Regions from separate parts of the Homo sapiens genome. Here all the other regions are linked to region 1. The links are chromatin contacts, found by Hi-C in ENCODE. All regions are on one chromosome and are shown on one strand. Each heading gives the region's core, a stretch centred on a gene start or an enhancer-like site at or near the end of the contact. The rest is flanking DNA. Distances are from core to core; before and after follow the strand shown. Region 1 holds the start of UPP1 (uridine phosphorylase 1). Region 2 holds the start of LINC00265 (long intergenic non-protein coding RNA 265). Region 3 holds the start of LANCL2 (LanC like glutathione S-transferase 2). Region 4 holds the start of SEC61G-DT (SEC61G divergent transcript). Region 5 has its middle 180 kb from the start of INHBA.

Region 1 (2,827 bases), core at 161-2,660:
AGGTTTTTTTTTTTGTTTTTTTTTTTTTTTTACTTTTAGTAGAGACGGGGTTTCACCATCTTGGTTAGGCTGGTCTTGAACTCCTGACTTTGTAATCCACCCGCCTCGGCCTCCCAAAGTGCTGGGATTACAGGTGTGAGCCACTGCGCCTGGCCGTACTTTCATTTTCAATAAAACCCTTAATTCCTTCCTTGATTTGTTTGTGTGTTTCACTCTTGTCACCCAGTATGGAGTGCAATGGCGCGATCTCGGCTCACTGCATCCTTCGCTGGGTTCAAGCAATTCTCCTGCCTCGGCCTGCCTAGTACCTGGGATTACAGGCACGCGACACCACGTCCAGCTAATTTTTTGTATTTTTAGTAGTGACGGGGTTTCACCATGTTGGGCAGGCTGGTCTCGAACTCCTGACCTCAGGTGATCCATCCGCCTCGGCCTTCCAAAGTGCTGGGATTACAGGCGTGAGCCACCACTCCCGGCCCAACCCCATGTTTTCTCAGGAACTGGAGTTCCCTTTAGGAAGCAAGTAACAGAGGTGCTGGGCTGCCCGGGCCTCTAGGTCGTCTTCTTTCCCAGGCTCTGTGCTCTCACCAGAGTGCGCGTTCGGGAAGCAGGGAGAGGACCAGGAAAGACGCCTGAGACGGAGAGTGGGCACCGGCCGGGGGCAGGCAGGTCCGGCCCCTGGGGGTCAGAGTGCAGCGCCGGTTTGAGGCAGTTCGGCCACTTAGCTGCGACTCGAAGTGAATGAGTCACTTCCCCTCCTCGGGCGAGCTCCTGGCTTTGCCCCAGCAAGCGGGAACTCCCAGGATCAGGAAGGTCCCAGAGAAACTCCCCAGGGGGGAAGCCGAGGCCGTCCAGAGAGATCCAGGGTACACACAGTGACAGTGCCAGCTCCACATTCCCGACCACCGGGCCAGGGCTGGTTCCACGCTGTCATTTCTCTCCGCTGGCCCCAGCCGCGGGGCCACCGCCAGACAGACAGACCGGGGATCCTGCCTGGCGGCGTGACCTTGGGTTAGTCCTAGAGCCGCTTCTAGCCCGGTTTCCTCCGCCCCAGGTTAGGACCACGTGGGTAAGAAGATTTCCTCTGTAGTAGGGGCTGTTTAATGAGTAACAGAACTGGCTGCTGGTTCTTTACAATTGCCCAGCTGCTCTGCAGAGGCGAGAAGCAATTGCGGGCTGAGCCTCCCGGGACCTTCGCGGGAGGGTGGAGAGGAGGAAGGCGGGGGAGGCGGGGCCAGAGGGGCAGAGGAAGGTGGGGGCGGGCGGGGCTTGTCTGCGGGATGGCCCAGGATGCGGTCAGCTGAGTTCGCCGGCCCAGGGCAGGCGGGGCCCGAGCCTAGCGGTAACCCCCGGGCAGGGCGGGGCCGCTCGCAGACTCCATATGAGATTCACCTCGCAGGTGGTTCCCTCATTCGAGTGCTCCGGCGCACAGACCCGCGCCCCGCCGTCTGCGAGCCTCCCGAGAGCCGTCCCTTCGTCCGGCCCTGGAGCATTGCGTTTGTCGCCGGTGTCGCAGTGCGAGGATGGCGCCGCGGGTGTAGCGGCTCTCTGCGCAGGCCGAGTGGTGAGTCGCCCGCGGCCCGGCTCCCGCCGTTCTCTCTTCCCAGGGGTCTAGCCCGTCCCCTGCCTTGGCCACGTGCCCATTTACCTGTAGGGGCGGTGACGGAGGCTCTGGTGCACCTTGGCTGTGAGCTGCAGAGGAGCAGAGAGCGGCCCGGCGCGGCTGCGCGGGGAGGCGGGCGCGCGGCCGGGAGGTTCTGGGGCTGGTGTGTGCGGAGCGAGGTGGGCGTGGGGGAAGCGCGCGGGCGGGATGTGCTTCCTCGGGTCCACCCCGTGCCTACCTCTCCCACGTCCCGGCGACGGAGCGCGCGGGGCTCTGGGCGGGGAGCCCACCGGGCCGAGGCGCAGCGAGGGTGAAGCCAGAGCCGGCAGGGTCAGGTCCCGCAGGGCGCAGGCGGGCGCTTCTCGCAGCCCAAACCCGGGCGGGGAGTGCGGGAACCCCTAGAACTATGCTGGGAGCCCCAGATAAGAGGAAGGAGATGGTGACTTAAGTGACGAAGTGATGTTTTGTCCCCACCGCCTTTTAAAGGGAGAAGGGGGTAAAATTTCATTTGGAGGATGATTGTTACGCGAGCTTTCAGAGTTCAGATGGCGTCAAGTGGCCATCGAGTCAACATTTAACAAAATGTTACCGCATAAAATATTGTCATCGAGTTATCTGGCAGCTCCGCAGAGAAACTTCACAGGCATATGCGTTATATGACATAATTTGCATGGGGAAGGGGGTCCCTTCACGATTCTTTTATATGGCAACCTGTTCTTGGACCTGGCAGGGCCCAGAGAAGCGAGGAACTCCGCAGCTCGTCGACACGTCTCGTCTCCTGTCCCAATTCAGGGCTTGGTGAGGTGACTCGCGGTCGCGGGTGACTCGCCGGCAGGACACTGCCTGGAACGCCTGGAGCGCCTCCCACTGCAGACGTCTGTCCGCCTCCAGCCGCTCTCCTCTGACGGTCAGTTTCAAAGAAACACAGTCTGGGATCCGGAGTAGAAAGAGGCCGTTTCCCGTGAAGGCCATAGAGGCAGTTTCCAGGCGCCTGGGTGACCTGTCTCTGCACTTCCCTCTCTGCTTCTCCATCCCTGTTTCCTTTCCCCACTGTCCCCTGCCTGGCCTTTCTTTGGCTCATTTTCTGCCTTCCTGGGGTCTTCTGGTTAAAAAGACCATTGGTTCCATTCATTGGCTGTAACCGCGGGTCTTTAAAAAACTTTGTGACTTCCTTGAATAGAAAGAATGTCTTACTCTGGATTTCTACAAGCGCTGCTGAGCCAT
Region 2 (2,827 bases), core at 229-2,728, 8.4 Mb before region 1:
CTCTCCCATTCTGGAAGATGGCTCCCCCATCTTAAAGCTGTGGATGGTCTCACGCTATGAGGAACTTCCCCTCTTATGCATCCCTATCCAAGCACTGCCCAGTAAAGCTTCTGTGTGCCTGCCTCTAGTGTTTCTATCTTTTTTCTTGATCAGCCTCCAAACGCCTGAAACCCTGAGACCTTGTAAGTCTCAAGCCCATGTACTCCTTCCTGGGGACGAGAGATTAGGATACACCACTTCCAGCCCAGCCCCGTTCTTTCTGGAGGAATCCTTGAAGCAGAAACTGAAGGTGAAGAGAACATACAGAGAGGATGGGACAGGATGGACACCAAGCTGGGGCCTCAGGAGGCGGCCCAAAGACCTCAGCCCCGAGCACTGCAAAGGAGCAGGTTTCCAGATATGGTCAGGGCACCATCAAGAATGGATACCCTTTCTAGGGCCATGTCTGGTTATAATCTGTTCACTTTGTTCAGTACAAACGATCACTTCCAGAGCAGAGGCTGGGGTGGAGAGTTTGGAATTTAAGTTTTAACACGTCCTAGAGCCAGTCTCCTTGAGGGCAGGAACCTTATTCTCTTATTCATTACTGCATCCCCAGGCCTTGGAAAAGGACCTGGCTCATAGTTGGTTCTTATTAATTCTGAGAAGGGAAGGAGGAATGACTTCCTTCCGGGGACCCTCCTCAAGCTGGACTGAGCCAGGTCCTATGACCACCTGCGGAAGAGCACCGCAGGGTTTGGGGCCATCTGCAGCAAGACAAGGTGTCATTCAGGCTCCCTGCAGCTCAGCTCTAGCCAATTCTCCTCCTTCCCGCCATGCACACTGCAACTAGTGGAGCAGTTTTCCAGGGTGGCACTTCCCTTTCCCACCCTCCCCCGTTAGGAAAAGCCCTTCTTCTCCTGAGCTCCCATCGCTGCCTGAACCCCACTCGGCCTGGCCCTGCAGAAGCGAAAGCCAGGGACCGGATTTCTCCTGAAGTCTTCTCTGCCAACGACAGTTCCTCTTCCACTCTCCCCCACCCAAGGGCCGCTCCTCTTACAGTAGACAGCGGTGCCTGCATCGAAATGGAATTCAGGAGGAGCACGTGAGGGGGAGGGGAGAGGTGCATTTTGGAGGAACTTGATAGGAGGTGCCTTGGGACACCCTGGAGGCGACGAAGCTGCGTCTCTCAGACTGCCACTCTTACTCCTCGCCCTGTAGCAGAACCCCAACCCCCGGCCTGAGACTCCAGGGATCGGCTGAGCTCGCGGGCTAACGCTGTGAAGCCTGCCCAGCTACCGTGACGTCACGAGACCCCCGCTATCTCGTTGGTGGCTATTTCCTCTCCCGCTGTGGTCCCTGGAGACGCCGGAGGAGATTTCCGTGACAACGGCAAGCTGGCTGCAACGAAGCCGCCCACGTAGGCCTCCCCGGCCTGCTGGAGGAGAGGGGATCCCCCGGGGCAGAGGCGGCTACACCCGGAGAACCCGGAAACCGGAAGCGCAGATCCTGCCGGCTCTGGACTAGCCGCTCAGCACCAGGGCGGAAGGAAGACGAGGCGAGGCAAGCGCCAAGCTTCCATCCGGACTTCAAGGCCAGTGGCTGGGTCTGGTTTTCTCAACACGGCCTCCTAGTCTCCTTCCCGCTTGGGCATCTGTTTTTCTTATATAGACCCTGAAGCCGCCCGTGATGTTCTGTAAGCAGGTTCCGCTTCAGAATCAGAGGTACTTAAGAGGGAACCTGGATGCTAGACCTGCCCTTGCTGCTGGCCTCAGTTTCTTTACCTGTAAAACAGGGATTTTGGAACTGTTAAATTAAATCAAACTTAAAAGAATTACAACTTAAAGCTGCTGGAACTTTACATGATCCCGAGCCTTGAGAGGAATGTGGCTATGCAGCCTGAGTCATGTGGCATGCAGATGCAACCTCTGCCTTTTTCCGCTGTAAATAATTAAGAAGACCAAGTAGCATCCAAGGTAAGACCCCTTTAGATCATTGTCCCTCCTCACAGTCATAATCTTCCTTGGAATGTAGCAATCTGAAACCAACCACATCGTTGTAGGTATGCAACTTGCATGCACATTTGTAATCCTGCTGGAATGTCCCTGCCTCCGTCTATATAATTGAAACCTTAACTTCACCTTGGAAACGCTGACATCATTTGTTTGGAGTCAGCGCTTTCCTGGATGGCCATCCTCAATCTTTGTGTTTAAATAAACTCTATGCTTATTTACATTTTCTGAACTTCATTGTTTAAGGTTGACAGAATGCAGGGGGCAGGGGGACAGTGCAGTGGAGGGACATTAGAACCCCTAGAGTCCTGTGACTCCCAGTCAGAGGGGTCGCTCAGCTGCCAGGTGTCTTTCAAGGGTTCAAGATGAAGTGACGTGCCCCAGGTCCCACAGTGAGGAAGTGGCTGAGTCAGAACATAGGTAATTTCCAGAGCTTCTAATTAGCAATTCACAAGGAGATCCTTCAGAGCCTCTGCTTCCCCATTTGTAGAATGAGGATTGTAAACCCTTCTTCAGTGGGATGCCCCTAGAATTATGTGAAACCACTACAAAAAGTGCCAAACACATGGCTTTTAATAAATGGCCATTATGTCTTTAATTTTTAATAAAGAAAATGGGTTCTTATTAAATTTGTATTCTGTGTTGGGTCATAATGCTTATTCTTCTGTTAACTCGTTCCTCTTTAAGCTAGTCTGGCTTCCTGGTCTTCCTCTCTCCACCTCACCTCCCACTTCTGGAATTCCTAGGGCTTCAGCTTGCTTCTCTCTTACCCTGGTCACTTCACTCTCCCCTCCAGTAGATCTTGAGAGGTCTGTACCTTAATTTGCTAGTCTCCT
Region 3 (2,827 bases), core at 160-2,659, 7.3 Mb after region 1:
CCCCTGTGCTCTGCATTAAAAAACCCCCAGGGGACAGGAGGCTGAAGAAAGGGAACCTACCACTTCTCCATAAAATAGTGTCAGTGAGCTGTCCAGGAGGGCAGGGGATCTGCCGATAAGAGAGCATTTAGGAAAATATGCCGACTCCTTAAATTGGGTTTCGATTTTTCAGCTTTTGAAAATATTGGTTTTCTTTAGGACAGGTTTCTGTACTTGCCAACAGTTGCCAGTTATCCACCAGCAGACTGCAGGAAGAAGAGACAATCTTCACCTCCCTCCTGGGTAGGGAGAGCTGAGAATTCACTAGGCTTAGCCTAACAAAGCCCGCAGTGGACGTTTCTGCTGTACCTGTCCAAGGCGTGATAGTTCCCCAGACTTTGGGGAATATCACCGTGGGTTATTTTGTCTAGTTAAGTCCCTGTGGTGGGATAAGGATGGCTCCTAGAGCATGTCGGCATCAGTAGTTCCTGGAGTGGATTTTCCTACACCGTCTAGGTATGAAAATTTGGTGGGAGAAAAGACCCCAGGAAAGGGGAAAGCAGGAAAGTGGAGCTAAGGGATGCTGCTATAACACTCATCCTGTTGTATCTGTTCTGTTTCCCTGAACTTTGAAGATAGTTATGCTGAGTACCCCCTTTAAAATGATTTTCTTCTACACTGTACCTTCCCATGGTCATGTTCTTGGTGGGGTGTGTTTCACATGTCCAGCCCTGTGGGGTTGGGGGGACACTAGAAGAGGTAGTGGGAAGCCAGACTTTCCCACATCATTCCACCGAGGCCACGGAGGCAGGAGGAACCGAGCCTTCCCTGTGCTCGGCACTGTGTTTTTCTTCATCATGTCACTTTTTACATTAACGTGTATTTTTGCTTGCTTCCAGAAAAGCACCTACATCAGCTATGCTGTAATCCTTGCTTTTCTCACCCAATAACTGGGAATCCCCAGAGAGCCAAAACTATCTTTTTAATCTCTTATTTCTTCATCACCTAGTACCATTTGGTGCTCAATCAACGTTTACTGAGCGGAAGAAAACGGAAATAAGACATTTTCCTCAAGGAGCAGAAATCATTACACGTATTTGGTCCAAACAAATAAAAATAAAGAGAACCAATGAAGACTGAAGTAAACCACATCACGATTACATAAATGTAAAGATCTGGTTGCTTGTGTCCTTTTTATAATACATACTATGATCTTTGCCAATTAACACTGGAGGACTCTTTCTGGTCGATAAAATGTTTGGATAATTAAGTATGCTTTCATTTTATGTCCCGGTATCAAAGATGTCCATTTATTCAAAACAAAGGGAGTGAACATAAAACATAAAAAGAAAAAAAAAAAGGCCTGTGGCTCCTCCTCCCAGACACCCCCCTCCAACAGTGATGAATAGGAGGGACTGTCTCCCTCCCCCATCCCTCGGAGACTAGCCTTGCAGTGTTTTAGACTGTTTTGAAATTCTGTTCTTTAGAAGAGATTTTTTTTTTCTTCTTAATATCAAACAAAGAACTGCTGCTATTCCTTTGGGCTGGCGCAGCAGGGGCCGGTGAAATGCAGGCTGACGACGGCGCGCCAGGGGCTGAGCTCGCCCCGGTCGGCGACGCGCACACACCTTGAGTGACAGCGACCTCTTCTCTACAGGTTTTCCCCGCGGGAGCGTGGCCCTAGCGGGCGTTCGGTTTTCTTTGGAAATCGCGGAGGGGGCTGGCCGGGCGCAGCGATCCCCACCCCGGGACTCCAGCCCCGGCCGTGCGCGTCGCCGCGGACGGGCTCTGCGGGCCACGGGGAAGGTGCGAGGAGGCGCGAGCAGGCTGTGAGCCGCTGGGCGCTCCCGCGAGCCCGCTCCTCTCCGTCGGGAGCAGGGCAAAGGCGCCAGGAACAGGGCAGAGGCACAGCGCCCACCGCCTCTGCGGCCGCCTGATGTGCGAGCAGCCCGCGACGAGGCAGTGCACGCTCAGACGCCCCGCTCCTCCCGCCAGCGCGCGGCCTCGCTCCTCCTAGAGGACGCTCTCTGCGCGGGCCCTCGGAGGAGGCGGCGGCGGGGCGAGCTGCAGCGCCGGGACAGGAGGTTTGTCCCCGCCCGCGCGCCGTACCGCGGCGGAGATGGGCGAGACCATGTCAAAGAGGCTGAAGCTCCACCTGGGAGGGGAGGCAGAAATGGAGGAACGGGCGTTCGTCAACCCCTTCCCGGACTACGAGGCCGCCGCCGGGGCGCTGCTCGCCTCCGGAGCGGCCGAAGAGACAGGCTGTGTTCGTCCCCCGGCGACCACGGATGAGCCCGGCCTCCCTTTTCATCAGGACGGGAAGGTGAGTCGGCGGCCTGGCCGCAGAGGCGCCGGAGGGGGAGCGCGGCGGTGGTAGCGTCCACCTTCCGCCAGGCGTGACGTCACAGGCGCGCGCCGGGCTTGGGAGGGCGCGGGATGATAGCGCCTAGCACCTGTCTCCGGGCCTTCCCGATGAGCCGCGCTTAGGGTCCGTGGGCTTCAGCTGCATGAACCACGTTCCAGCAGTTCGGCCCTCCTGGCCCCAACGCGCCTTTGAAATACGCGGACAGTGCGCTTTCCTTCTTGGCCCGAGCGGCGCTTCGCAATGCGGGCTTGTGCACTCGTGAGGCCCGCGGACACCTCCCGCCCCTGCGCGGCGGAGCGCTCCGCCGGCTACCTGCTCCTCAGAAGTGGCCTGGAGGCTGGATTTCCTTGGCCATATCTGGTCCCTGGGCTCTCGCCGACAAAGAAGCATTGTCCGTACTGTCTGTGTGCCCAGAAATGGGAAGCGGGTGTAAGGGGAGGCCAAACTTGACTTTCTTAGTGTCGCGAGGTGGGTCAGAGCGTT
Region 4 (2,827 bases), core at 112-2,611, 6.7 Mb after region 1:
TTCTACAGTCCCCTCACCGCTCCTAAGGAACCATCAGTGTTGAGATCCAACAATTACTTTCCATATTTTATTTTAAACTACGCAGAAGCCAGTGTCTTGTACAGTGAATGCCAACTACGGTGCTGCAAGAGCCTAGAATAGAGGCAAACGTGAATTTCAACCTTGATTTTTCTAAAACGTGCCAATACAACATACTTTTCTAAAGTATAAAGAATGGCTAAAGGAAGACGCAAATTCTGAGAAGCTACTAGCTAAATTTCAAACTTTTCGATTTGAACACATCTTTTAAGGAAACAGGGCTATATATTTTACCATACAGGTTCTTTTGAGGAATCTATTACCCAATAGAAATGTTATCCGATCTTAGCTTTGAGAGCCACTGCTATAGTAAGTAAAGCAGCCAGGGTGTTATTTGTATTTTCCTCCATTTCCAGTACTCAGAACAGTGGCCAGGTGGTAGTTCAAATCACTGGCTATGGAATGTAAACCTCTGTAAGCCCCAGTTGCCTTCCTTAGTGTAGGGTGTGGACAACGAAATGAAATAATGTCAATGAAACACCAGGAATTCTGCAACGTTCTGGGGGCAAAAACACAGTAATGTCTGTTTTCTCAGTATTTCACTCAACTTTGCTCTTGAAATCCAAAGGGCTTAAACTTTTTGTAATCATAGTTGTCACGAAGGAAGCTAAGAATTCTTTATCCAGAAAAACGCACGCTACACACAATACCGCACTCAATGTCAGGGGTAGAGATCCAAAAACCAACTATGATCTCTCGAACTAGACTCTAGACCAATGCTCTCACTTTAAACCACGGAAGCGGCGGCAGGACCAGAGCTGAGTACAGCTCTTCCCAGACAGGACTCCACAACAGCACACAGAGCCAACCCCGAAGGGATCGGGCAGCAGGACATCATCTTTGGCTGCAGCACAGAAGACGCCGGGGCAGGACGCTAAGCCCTGGAGCCCCGCGGGCCGGCCACCCAGCTCGCCGGGAGTCCGCGGCCCTGGGTCTGCCTTCCGCCAGAGGCCGAGTTGGTGGGATGTCGGCGGCCAGACCCCGGCCCTGAGCCAGGGGACCACTTACCGCCCGCCCCGCGACGGCCGCCCGGGGAGACACGCCGGCTCGCCCACGCCCGCTGCCCCCAAGAGTCGCAAAGGTGTGGCCGCCCCGTTCGCCCGTACCGACCGGTGGGAAGAAACTCACCTACCCAACCGACACCTAAAATGCCAGGGACACGTAGCACTGGAGCTTGCTGATGGAGGCCCACCGGAACCGGAATCCGGGTTTCTGCCAACAGCCCGCCCACTCCTCCGTCCTATTGGTTCCTTACGCGAAACCTCAGTGCGCAAGCGCAGCGCGACGTGCGCCCGGCCACGCTTCCTGGAAGAGATGCATTGCGGAGCTCGCTAGTTGGGGCGTTGGCCTTCCTTAGGAGTGTGAGTCTAGCGTTATCCCTTTTTTCCGGCTGGATCCCGGGTTACCCCACCAGCCCGACCTCAACCCACTCACGTCCACAGCACGAGCCCCAGCGGCCTTGCGCGGTGCTTGCTCTCTAGTAGCGGCTGACTAGGTAAATCCTAAGTTGTGGTTTTTTTTCCTGCGGTCCAGCTTGATGTGTGTCCTTACGGTACATACTTTTTGTATGTATATAATGTTGGTCGAAATGAAGCTTATGAGCAATATAATGTTATGGCCTAATTCAAAATAGTATCCCCACCCCAAACTTTGACTTTGGCTGTCATTCACGGTAATGAATGCCGCTGTAATTGAGGCCTTTGTCAAACGCTAGGTTTGGTTACGGGAGTGGTCATAATGTACACACAGCTCCCCACTTACCCACAAGGATGCATTCCAGGAACCCCCCGCCGGATGGCTGAAACCGTCAGTAGAGACGGGGTTTCACCATATTGGCCAGGCTGGTCTTGAACTCCTGACCTCGCGATCCACCCGCCTCGGCCTCCCAAAGTGCTGGGATTACAGACGTGAGCCACCGCGCCCGGCCATGTTTCCTTTTAGCAATGGAGCATAACGGGATCTGAGGAACAATATAACTCAGGAAGAGCTGATGGAACATTAAGACGTGTTACAACTCTCAGTGCTTCTTAAACTTCTTCAGTAACTGAAATCTCCTGTTAAGTTTTTTAGTAAATGAAATTTGTAACCCCAGAACCTCCAGATATTGATTCAGTGGGTCAGGGTTAGAGGTCACACACCTCCGTATATCTGACTGTAGGTGGTCCATACACACTACACATACCTTGCCTTAGCTTTAAGAGTCACTTTTAAATTCTGAACAGACTGAGATGCGTTTGACTAGTTCTTCATCCCTGGGACTTCAGCCCATGTGTCATCTCCTTAGAGGCCTATAGTGACCATCTAAGGCAATCCTGTCTATCTCATGCTCTTTTTTCCTTTTTCACAATACCTTCTTCATTTGCTGCATAGCATTTGTATTAACATTTATTTATTTATTCCTCGGTCTGTCTCCCTACACTGTAAATCCCCTTACTAGACCATAAGCTCCAAGTGGGTATAATATAGCATCTAGTAAAGTGCTAAACACAGTAAATGCTCAATAAATAATTTTCAAAAAAATAATTCATTCCAAAAAAACATAAAATCACATGTTGGCAAGTTCACCCCAACCACCAAATGTCTGAGTTGACAGTATTTTCAGCAAAACACAGAAAATCAAGTAACACATACAGTGGTTCCCCTTATCCAAGAAAATCTGGTTCAAAAAGAGATGTGTACCAGAAGGTAATCTGGGAGAGGCCACATTCAAATAACTTTCATTACAGTGTATTGTTATAATTGTCTACTC
Region 5 (2,827 bases), core at 212-2,711, 6.2 Mb before region 1:
TGGGGAGAAACCAGAAGGTCGGGGGAAGGGAAAAGCAAAGTCCAGAGGCCTGGACAGAGTCCAGACCAACATCCTTCCTGCTGCAGAGCTTTAGGTGGTGGACCCACAGTGGGATGTCTCATGGATGCCTTTCACAACACGGATTTGGCACTCACTCTTTGTCAAGAAAGGGGCCAGGCACCAGGGGTATATGCCAGATTTCCCACTGATGGTTGAGCTCCAGGCCCTATAAGCCTACAAAGGCTGGCTCAAGGAGGCCAGCTGTGAACACTCATGGCCCTGCAGTCTACCCTATGCCAACTCTAATGCTGGCAGGTTTTCACCTCACCTGCATTATTTTCTGCCTTTGCTGTATTTTGAAAGACAAACAGAAGATTATCTAACAAATACTGAAGTAGTCATTGGGATTACAGGGATCCACATGGTCAAAGGAGGTGAGGGGCGAACAATGAAGCTGTGTGTCCCAGGAGCTGTCAGTGTGCACATGGCTGGTCTATAGCATGAGAAAGGTAGGAGGAGGGCAGTGGATGTCAGTTTATGAAGGATAAAGGTTGTCAAAGTATTCCAATTAGGGGGCCGTCACCTACTAGCCTTCTGCTTTAAGAAGACCAGCCTGGCCAGGCGTAATGGTTCATGCCTGTAATCCCAGCACTTTGGAAGGCCAAGGCAGGTGGATCACCTGAGGTCAGGAGTTTGAGACCAGCCTGGCCAACATGGTGAAACCCTGTCTCTACTAAAAATACAAAAAATTAGCGGGTGTGATGGTGGATGCCTGTAATCCCAGCTATCTGGAAAGCTGAGGCAGGAGAATCACTTGAACCTGGGAGGCAGATGTTGCAGTGAGCCGAGATAGAGCCACTGCACTCTAGCCTGGGCAACAAGAGTGAAACTCCGTCTCAATTTAGAAAAAAGAGAAGACCAGGCTGACTACAACCCCAGGGACAGTCAGTGGCTTACACAGATCTTCTGGAACCTGATGTTATACAATTTGAGGAGCCCTTCTTAAGCAAAAAAATTCAAAACCAAGAATATATAATTAGGTATAAAACTGAACAGTTATTTAGAATGAGAAGATAAACCTCAAAAAAAATAGAACTTTAGAATGATGATAAATACCACAACCATAGGTTAAAACATGAGAATTCCAATAAATCTCTTTTGCAGAATTCTCATCAAGGAGGAAAGGAAAATGTATGAGGCCTGTATAATTGTATACACAGCATGGCGTGCTATATTCCTGAAAGGAGACAACTTCTGTTTTGACTAGCTGTCATTGAAAACAAAGTCCTCTGCTTACGATTTTACATATCTGACTTTGGAAGAATTTTCCAGAGACCAGCTTCCTGCTTTGTATATTTCAAACTTTGCTTCTCCTTGATTCTGCATAAACGTCTGGTGTCAGATGCTGCAGGACAAATTCATATCACCAGATGACGTTTGACCCTCCACTTCCTGTCACGAGGCTGGGTGCGTCAGTGCAGGGGGCCGTAGGAGTATTCCTAGAAGCCGTTCCTACACCAGGATGACTAGTAATAACTTAACTGCATTCAGAAACAACTACCAACCACAAAAATATCCCCTACTGAACCCAAACTAAATATATTCGCAACTCAACTTCCTTTTAGCTGGGGCCCCAAAGTGCTGGTGACGACGCTGACACCCTAACAGTAGGTGCACAGAGGGGAAGTCGAAACAGAAAGGGGAAGCAGTCTTAACCAATTATGGCTAAATATAGCTCACTTTTAATACATTTTACAAAAATATATGACCATGTGAACACATTGCAAGGTCTTCCCCCAGCTCTTGTAAGGGACCGTGCAAGTGAGGCCCTGAGCTGAAGTTTATTAGTTTATTAGCTAACAGGTAGATCTTTCTCTGAGGACTCACAGATCTATCTGGTGGTCTGACTGCAGCTGAGGACCCCAATCTGGAGTAATAGTAAATAGCTGTAGAAGCCAAGGATCAGAGGCGAGGCAATGCCATTGTAGTGGAAGGGATACATTCGAATGGTAATTAGCAGGTGGAACCAAGATGATTACAGTTTGGAAGAGGACAGAGTTAAAAATGTGGCACCATCTAGTCTGGCACTTGCCCCTCTTAATTTATCCAAAACATTGAACAACACTTAATAACTTGTGCCAGGCATAGTGCTTGCTGCCAAGCAGAGGGGAGGGTGTGTGACCTGGGCTGTGAACTCATACTGGCCGGCTCGCTGTAGCGTCCCCTGCCAGCCTCAGCTCCAGAGGATGTCTGTTTCTCCTCTACTCAGTCAGCAAGGGATCTTTCTCTTTGTTCTTACGAATGAGGCCACCCATTAAGATGTGTCTAGATACTTTGGCTCCCAGGTCACACCCAACTATTGCCTCTTTTTGATCCAATATATACTTTTTCCGTAAACTGGTCAAAACCCATACTTACACAGAGATGGAAAGAGGAGTATAATTTCAAATTGCAAGGGGAAGCTGGATATAACTCAGTTTTTAAATCTCGAATGTATATATTTTTGGCCTGATTTCCCACTCTGAACCCCCAAATCAGTAAAATCACAAGGTGAATGCAAACAGGAAAGAGAAAGGAGAAAACATGTCTGCCAGCCCATAGATATGACCCTGGGGCCCTGGGGGAAAAGAGAAAGCAGGCACTTTCCCATCATTACGGCTGCACCACCGCAGTAATGATGCCCTGAGAACATGAAAGCCAGCAGTAGGGGAAACCCCACCAAACATTTGAGATCCGCAGTCTAGGGATTACTCCCCGCCAGGCACTCGATCTTTGCACAAATCTTACAGCTAACGTGCTCCTTTCACAGGAAGCCTTTACTGCTTCT

Evidence for each region. A loop is a pair of places that touch in the nucleus more often than their neighbours do. Pooled maps may share reads with other maps.
Region 2: a pooled map shows a loop between it and region 1 (16-fold over the local background). The contact joins the promoter of LINC00265 here to the promoter of UPP1 in region 1. A Hi-C loop is called at or near these places in 4 of 50 pooled maps.
Region 3: a map of ascending aorta shows a loop between it and region 1 (11-fold over the local background). The contact joins the promoter of LANCL2 here to the promoter of UPP1 in region 1. A Hi-C loop is called at or near these places in 2 of 168 maps with a recorded cell type or tissue (CD4-positive, alpha-beta memory T cell and ascending aorta) and 9 of 50 pooled maps.
Region 4: a pooled map shows a loop between it and region 1 (19-fold over the local background). The contact joins the promoter of SEC61G-DT here to the promoter of UPP1 in region 1. A Hi-C loop is called at or near these places in 5 of 50 pooled maps.
Region 5: a loop to region 1 is called in a pooled map, with 17 times the contacts of the local background. The contact joins the enhancer-like site here to the promoter of UPP1 in region 1. A Hi-C loop is called at or near these places in 6 of 37 single-sample maps with no recorded cell type and 8 of 50 pooled maps.

The regions. Positions count from the first base shown.
Region 1 is chr7:48,087,855-48,090,681 of GRCh38, forward strand. UPP1 (uridine phosphorylase 1) reads left to right here and starts at 1,411. Exons shown (of 9, transcript NM_003364.4): 1 at 1,411-1,564; 2 at 2,334-2,510. RefSeq lists enhancers at 414-943, 756-965, 1,476-2,005 and silencers at 1,106-1,445, 1,786-1,975.
Region 2 is chr7:39,732,090-39,734,916 of GRCh38, forward strand. LINC00265 (long intergenic non-protein coding RNA 265) reads left to right here and starts at 1,479. Exons shown (of 12, transcript NR_026999.1): 1 at 1,479-1,955. RefSeq lists enhancers at 882-981, 1,072-1,141, 1,299-2,498, 1,432-1,511, 2,703-2,827.
Region 3 is chr7:55,363,928-55,366,754 of GRCh38, forward strand. LANCL2 (LanC like glutathione S-transferase 2) reads left to right here and starts at 1,410. Exons shown (of 9, transcript NM_018697.4): 1 at 1,410-2,302. The coding sequence starts at 2,099. RefSeq lists enhancers at 1,335-1,524, 2,145-2,604, 2,635-2,827 and a silencer at 1,595-2,014.
Region 4 is chr7:54,757,952-54,760,778 of GRCh38, forward strand. SEC61G-DT (SEC61G divergent transcript) reads left to right here and starts at 1,362. Exons shown (of 3, transcript NR_110040.1): 1 at 1,362-1,573. It overlaps SEC61G (SEC61 translocon subunit gamma), which reads right to left and starts at 1,260. Exons shown (of 4, transcript NM_014302.4): 1 at 1,207-1,260. RefSeq lists a silencer at 910-1,229 and an enhancer at 1,463-2,398.
Region 5 is chr7:41,880,275-41,883,101 of GRCh38, forward strand. No RefSeq gene overlaps it. Among named protein-coding and RNA genes, the nearest start is that of INHBA, 180 kb to the left of the region's middle. RefSeq lists an enhancer at 1,165-1,714. Within about 2 kb of position 1,462, at least 12 of the 41 ENCODE cell types and tissues checked have a DNase peak (open chromatin) inside an H3K27ac peak, as active enhancers do.